Linked DNA regions of Homo sapiens: region 2 is linked to region 1. A link is a contact called in ENCODE Hi-C or POLR2A ChIA-PET data. All regions are on one chromosome and are shown on one strand. Each heading gives the region's core, a stretch centred on a gene start or an enhancer-like site at or near the end of the contact. The rest is flanking DNA. Distances are from core to core; before and after follow the strand shown.

Evidence for each region. A loop is a pair of places that touch in the nucleus more often than their neighbours do. ChIA-PET counts read pairs that join two places held with the same protein, here RNA polymerase II (POLR2A).
Region 2: a map of mammary epithelial cell shows a loop between it and region 1 (10-fold over the local background). The contact joins the enhancer-like site here to the promoter of FBXL5 in region 1. A Hi-C loop is called at or near these places in 2 of 168 maps with a recorded cell type or tissue (K562 and mammary epithelial cell). POLR2A ChIA-PET finds 5 or more read pairs at or near these places in 3 of 52 experiments (MCF 10A, PC-9 and WTC11).

Annotation. Positions count from the first base shown.
Region 1 is chr4:15,653,218-15,656,752 of GRCh38, reverse strand. It overlaps FBXL5 (F-box and leucine rich repeat protein 5), which reads left to right and starts at 1,396. Exons shown (of 11, transcript NM_012161.4): 1 at 1,396-1,549. The coding sequence starts at 1,466. It also overlaps a transcript of FAM200B not described here. RefSeq lists an enhancer at 872-991 and silencers at 1,292-1,401, 1,326-1,503, 1,642-1,711, 1,742-1,961.
Region 2 is chr4:15,523,265-15,527,090 of GRCh38, reverse strand. The region is part of intron 11 of CC2D2A (coiled-coil and C2 domain containing 2A); the gene reads right to left. Among named protein-coding and RNA genes, the nearest start is that of CC2D2A, 55 kb to the right of the region's middle. Within about 2 kb of position 1,835, at least 2 of the 41 ENCODE cell types and tissues checked have a DNase peak (open chromatin) inside an H3K27ac peak, as active enhancers do; they include PC-9 and mammary epithelial cell, where a contact is called at or near this core.

The DNA of each region.
Region 1 (3,535 bases), core at 147-2,646:
TAGGTATTATTAGCTTCATTTCATGTCAGAGCAAACTGAGGCATAAAGAAGTCATATAGCTTGTTAACGGTTGTATAGCTAGTGTCTGGCAAAACCAGGAATCTTAACTTCCAGAGTCTGTGGTTTAACCACTGTTCACACTGTCTATAATAGCATATAGTAATATAAGATTAGAACTAAATAGGGTGCATTCCACTGCAAAGTTCTTTCTCACCTTCTTCTACTCCATTATTTGTTGACTATTTACTGATCCCCATGTTGTCTTGCAACTGTGATAGATAATAGAGAACAAGGGTGAACACAGCATATCTGGTTCTTGCCCTCCTGGAGGTTCTGGCCATTAAGCAAATAACAATTCCTCCCAAGGTTCTCAGGCTTCCCTGTTTTCTCCTATTTCTCTATCTGTCCAGCAGTACTCCAGCCAACCAATCTAAGACTGACCGGCGTGAGCAGAGAACAGAGTCTCCAGGAGGTCTGTGGCCAGGGCCAGGCGATTTATGGGAAAGAGGCAGACATTTTCCTGGGTTAGTGACCTTGTTTTCTCTCCGAACCTCCGCTTAAAATGGCGGGATTTGTACCAAGGTTCTTTCCCGCACCAACCTTCCATTATTCACCCTTCTCCCCACCCCCAAGGCCCGTCGGGCCTATCCCTGACCCGCGTTCCTGCACTTGAGGTGCATTTCCGCACCTGGATCCCCAGATACTGTTTTTCCCCCACGTTGAGTCTCCCGAATTTCACGAGAACTCTCTCTCGCGGTCTCTGCCCCGCCCCTCGCACCCAGGCCCCGCGCCCGCTGTGGGCTGCCGCCCGGGACCGAAGCTCTCAGAGCCCGCAGCTCTGGTTCACCAACCGCTGGGTGGGAGCCAGGCCCGGCCTTTGAGTGGCGGCCGGGGTGGTCTGCGCTCGGCCCCAGGAAAAATCTGGCACGGGCCAATCGCAGGGAGGCGAAGGGCAGCTCCGGAGGTCCTGGCCAGAAGCATTGGTCACCCAGGCCAAGCAGGCGTCGGGGCGTGGGCACAAGCAGAGCTCGCGGCCCTGACCGCGGCCATTGTGCTTGGCTGCCTCTCCTCAAGGCCGTGGTGGGCAGGGCAGCAACGGGAGAAGCGCCGAGAGCGCCACTGCAACGACTTTCCCCTACCCTCAGCTACTGTGCTTTCATGTAGTGAAAGAAACAGGGAAAAGGTTTGGGTTCCTTCTGCGGCTTATGAAGACGACAAAAAACGAAAAGAGTGGGGGCGGGAGGCAGAAGCCGCGAGCCTCTGCGCGCGCCCGGTCACGTGGGCCGCAGGGATCGCATGGCGGCGGCCTGCGCGCCCCCGCGTCCCCGCCGGCCAAGCCGACCGGGCGCGCGCGCCGACGGGGCGGGCGCATGCGCAAGGGGGCGCGCCGCCTCTGCCCCGCGGCGAGGGTGTCTATGGAGAGGCGGCGGCCGCGGCTGCTGAGGCGGAGGCTGAGGCAGTGGCGATGGCGCCCTTTCCTGAAGAAGTGGACGTCTTCACCGCCCCACACTGGCGGATGAAGCAGCTGGTGGGGCTCTACTGCGACAAGGTAACGGAGCGCTGAGCCTCCCGCTGTGGGCGGTGCGGGCGGCGATGGGGAGCGGGCTGGGTTCTTGGGGCGGCCTGGCCTGCGCCGCGCCCGCAGCCCCGTGCCGTCGCCGCGCGAGTAGCCGCCTGCGCAGCTGTCAGCGCCGCCCGCTCCCGCAGCCTGCCCGCCCGCTGCGAGGCCTTCGCAGAGCCGGCCTGGCCGCCGCCTCGGACGTGCTCTCGGGGCGGGCGGCGTCCCCTGCCGAGGGCCTGGCGGCTGAGGAGGGGCGCTACCGGCGTCACTGGCCGCCCTCGGGCCGGCCCCACCGCCGCGCTGGGACTCCCGCTGCTGCCTCTAAGGAGAGCGGCCCTACCTCCTCGAAGCCCTGGGTGCCCCGGCCGGCCACCTGCGGTGGACTCCCATCTGCACCGAGTAGTTGTTCCCGTCCCCCGTCACTCCCCCGGGCCTGTTCGGGGCTCTCCGTGCAGACACCCACCCATCCTCTGCACCTCTCGCTGGCTTCCTGGCTGGAACTGCAGCGTCTCCCAGCTACCCGGTTCCTTTTACCCCCGGCTTTCTTCACTGGTTTGATTTGGGAGAAAAGCCAAGTTTAGAACTGAAGAACCTTCACTCTTCATGTGTCGTTATCGTTTTCCTTGCAACTTTTATTGCCCTGAACACTTACTGGATGTAGATTTTGTTATAAGACAGCAATTCTCTCTTGGATTTCTTTATATGAGCTCGAATAAAGGGGGCCTCAGGAAAAGTTGGTTTAACTGTGAGAACCATTTTGGGCCCATAATTGGTGCAGCATAAGCTGAAGAGGCACTTTTGTGGAGATGGTTCAGGGCCCTTTGCTAGTGATTTTAAAACAATATTAACATTCCACGTATTTGTCAGTTTATGTTGGGGAAAGTCATGGATATCTGCAAACCTCAGGCAGTCCCGTTTCTTGTGGAAATGATCCAACTAAATAAAGCATTCAAATGACTACTGTTTAAGCATAGAAATCAACTTTTAGGAATTCTCAGAAATTGCATAGCATTATGCAGAACCATTGTCTACAGAAAAGAGGGGTGTTTCATAGCTCAGCCAGGCGATTGGAGGATGCCCAGGGTATTCACTGTTAGGCCACACTCAAGACCAGCAATTTAAAGCAGTGACGTTGAATTTCAAATCTTAGCACTCCATCTTCTCCCTCCCTCCATTCTGAAAATTTAGAAACACCCAGTTCACATGAGTTGGAAACACCAGGACTGTCTAGGACAATGGTTTGCAACCTTGGTTGCTTATTAGCCTTAAACTAAAAACTATTAGAAGTCCTGATGTCTAGGTCACTAAAATTAGGATTTCACCCAGACATCAGGTATAAATGATTAAAGCTCTCCATTTGAGTGCAGTATGCAGCTGAGGGTGAGAACCACTCATCTAGGAGAAGCATGAGGAATGGTTAAGCCATTAAGCAAGAGGGTATATCCCTGAATTTTTTACTTAGCAGTATTATAGTGTTTTTATCCTCTCTGGCTTTTGAATATCGTTCATTCAGACACCATTCTTTAATAGCAGGAAAGAAAAAAAAAATGGTCTCAAAAATCGAAAGTGGAAGTGAAGACTAACAGAATCCAAGGTTTTCTCTCCACTTTAGACTGTGGAGAGGTAGCCTAGGATCACCTGAAATTATATGGAAAATTTTGTGCGTGTGTCCATTTTCCTAGGGTGTTTGTAGCTTTCATCGATTTCCAGATGATTGTGACCTCCCAAAATAAAGAATCACAATTTAATTTACTTGCAGACTAAGGCTAAGCAGCCTTATTTTAAAATTTTCAAGAAGTTAGTCGCTCTTTTTCTGTCTCTTCCTGGTGGTTGAGAGTATTTGAACAAATTTTGAAAATGCAGTTGCTTTTTTACAAGATATCTGAGCCAAGAGTCTTTTCAGTAATGTTCCCACTTGCATAACTAGTTTAATAAAGCATTTTCAATTTGACATGGTGTAAGTCAAAATTATTA
Region 2 (3,826 bases), core at 586-3,085, 130 kb after region 1:
GGAGCATAGATTCTAGTTCAAACCGATCATTATTTGGATCCTGGACATACCCCATGTATTTACATTTTAAAACATGTGGAGAAGGCTTCATTTTGTAGATAGCAGCAAGGGACATCTACCTAACTGAGCATCATGCTGGCACTCAGTCTTCATGGGGAGGAGGGATGTTGGTTTGCAAAATAAGAGTGGGGGCTGTGCAGCTGAGCCAAGTGTGTAGAAAACAGAAACAGAAGTCTCCAATAGGAATGTCTTGGATCGTTTGGTATATAATGTATCAGATACATCTCTTTGCTTTTCTTCCTTAAAATCCTCAAGATATTTACTTTGATTACTACAGCTACTGTGGGTGGGAGCTCAAGGGTGGAGAGGAGACATCTTTGATTTTGTGCCTTTATTTTTTCTCATTATAAAGACTGACTATAGTAAGGATATGGTGGTTGAGACATCACTTGATCCTTCCTTTTTGCAGAGATGAGCTATTTATCTAGAAAATGATAATGTATGATAATGATAATGTGGCATAAGTGAATTATTTACAAATCATGAGCTTAAAGGAAAAGTGTAAAAATTCTAATCAGAAAAGAAGCTTTTATTCTCCCTAAATTATGGGTAACATGTTCAGCAAACTCTTCATTTAATTCTTTTGCATGGTGTTATGTAAACATGCTAGATCTGGGCTAGGAGACTTGGATTCTAGGCCTGGCTCTACCTTGAACTTGCTCTGAGACCTTGGGCAAGTCACTATACATCTCTGGGCCTCTAATTTTTCATGTGTAGAAATAGGAGGCTAAGGAAAAAGATTAAATTAGCATTTCGTAGATCACTAGGTATCATATCAGGCATTTCACACGCATCATCTCATTTACTCAACAAAGATTAATGGATGTCTACAGTGTGATACAGCCTGTCTTCAAGCAGCAATCAATTTAGAAGGGAAGACAGCCCTAGGATCTAAAAGCATGAAGTCTGGGATGTGCAGAGGGAGGTAGGAAGCCCAGCCCAGAAGAGGGGATTCCAGCATTAGAGTCCTATGATTATAAGTTTTGAACAGATTGTTTTATTTTAAAAATGCCCTTGAAAACTGGAATGTGCTTACAAATATTTTAGGCTCAAATCAGGATGAATTGACTATATTGCAGTACTTTCTGGAATATGCTGTATTTCCCAAATCTGCATTACCCCACATTCCAATAATTGCTGGTGGTCTCTGCTTTTTGCTTAGCCCAACCAAGTATAAAAAGCTTCCAGGACTCCTTGCAGCCACTGGGCTAGACTGCCCAAAAGACCACAACTCCCATACTATTAGAGAGAAAGACCTCTAGTTCCTTTTCTCTTTGTTGTATCTGTTCCCTTTCTTATATATCGAGAACTATTATGAACACAGTAACAACAATTTCTTCCAAGAATCTTCACTTGGATTTATAGAAGGAAAAACCACTGGGACATGGATCAGCTTCCACTGGTCTTTTGTATCTTATGAAAGCCCTGGGTGGCCTTTCAGAGATCAGATCTGGTCATTAATATCCCTACACTTCAGACTGCAACAATGGAGGGCCATTTTTTTTTTCTCTTTCATTCAGGTATAAGTATTCAATTATAAACTGCATTAGTATTATTAGTTTTTAATCTCCATGTGACCACTCTGTGTTTTATAACCCAGATTACCTGGATTAATTAAAAATTTCCACCTCACAAATACATGTACAACTAGACTTCAAACCACAGACATAATGGAAAATTCCTCTCTAATTGCTTTGCAGCTGCTCATTCTTGCTTTGCCTTGCCTCTTACCTATGGGGTTCCAGAGTTATGAGATCACTCAGGGTGTGGCTCTCAGGTTCCATCTTGTACGCTTCTTGGTATGAGTAAATAACGTGGGTAGAGTGGTTCTATTTACTTGTAATGCAACTTAGGTCACCTGTACTTTGCATCTCCTTCCACAAATCTGCATTAGCCTAAGTTCCAAAACCTGCTAGTGGTCTCTGCCTTAGACTCAGCTCAAGCAAGTGTAAAAGTGTTTCAGGACACTTAGTAGTCATTGGGCTAACTGGATCAAAAGACCTCAACTCTCTTCCTATTAGGGAGAAAGACACCTAGTTCCTTGTCTTTCTTTTTGTTGCGTCTGTTTTCCTTTCTTATTTATTGATGACTATCATAAACACAATAGCAACAATTACTCCCAAGGAGGGATAATATTTAGAGTATATTTTAACTTTAAAATTGATTTGATTTTTTAGTCTTCAACTGAAAACTGAAATGCTAAGAGGTGATGAATATGGATTATCTATTGATGTTCTCACCATGTGCAGAGATGCATACCAAAGGAGAAAAAAAAATTAAAGCCGGGTGCGGTGGCTCACGCCTGTAATCCCAGCACTTTGGGAGGCCAAGGCGGGCAGATCACGAGGTCAGGAGATCGAGACCATCCTGGCTAACACGGTGAAACCCCGTCTCTACTGAAAATACAAAAAAATTAGCCGAGCGTGGTGGCGGGCACCTGTAGTCCCAGCTACTTGGGAGGCTGAGGCAGGAGAATGGCGTGAACCCGGGAGGCGGAGCTTGCAGTGAGCCAAGATTGCGCTACTGCACTCCAGCCTGGGCAGCAGAGTGAGACTCCATCTCAAAAAAAAAAAAAAAAAAAAATTAAAAATTTTACAGAAGGCCGAGTGCAGTGGCTCATGCCTGTAATCCCAGCCCTTTGGGAGGCCAAGGCGGGTGGATCACGAGGTCAGGAATTCAAGACCAGCCTGGCCAAGATGGTGAAATCCCGTCTCTACTAAAAATACAAAAGTTAGCCGGGTTTGGTGGCGGGTGCCTATAATCCCAGCTACTCGGGAGGTTGAGGCAGAGAATTGCTTGAACCCAGGAGGCGGAGGTTGCAGTGAGCCGAGATTACACCACTGCACTCCAGCCTGGGCAACAGAGCGAGGCTGTGTCTCAAAACAAACAAACAAAAATGTACAGAAAATTAATAATCATTGGTAAGTTTAAAATACAAGTTTCTACATTTGCCCTGAAAAAATAATAGCAACAAAGTCTGGGTCCACCTCAGAGCCTGCAGTAGATTCTAGAATTATTATTCTGGTCTTCCCTGGGAAGATTTCTCCTTTCCCGTCTTCTGGAAACATGCCATGTTTTCTGGACATGAGGTTAGTGGATAATGATCCACTTGCCACTGACTAGAGTTTATTTTTTGGTATTGATAATGTGAACTGTGGGGAAAAATATGATTCTTTCCTTCTGGAGTTGTTAAGCTTAGGCTATCAAAGGACACATCCCCTTATGTGTAGAGAATTCTGTCATGCCTGCAATTGCAGAGAATGAGGCCCACCAGTATTCAAGAAGAATCAGAGAAAAGAGGGGTGGAAGAGAGGCCTGCCGGCATCAAATCCCTGGTCCTAGCCCCTGAGACCTTGTTTCCTAAAGGTTCTCCTTCATTTTATGATTTATTCCCAGATCCTTTCCAGTTTTTTGAGCCACTAAGTTCCCTCTTTGCTTAAGCTAGTTTGTGATGGGTTTCTGTCATATGCAACCAAGAGAGTCTTGTGTAGTGAAGTGCTTAGAACGCAGCAGATTAACAATGCTTTGGTGAAAAACTGGTGAGAACAATGATGGGAAAGTGACAGTTTTATCTAGTGGTACCTCTGCGGGAGCTTGGAATCATGACACAGTCCTCCAGTGGGTATGCAGTTCTGAAAAAGGGAGGCTCCTGCACATTGCAGGGCCTTTAACACCTGCTTCCATTTCTGTCTTTCCAGCCAAGGCACAAAGTCTCTCTATGGCCAAGCTAAGATTGCTCCCTCTGTATTCCCAGAATTTAGCACAG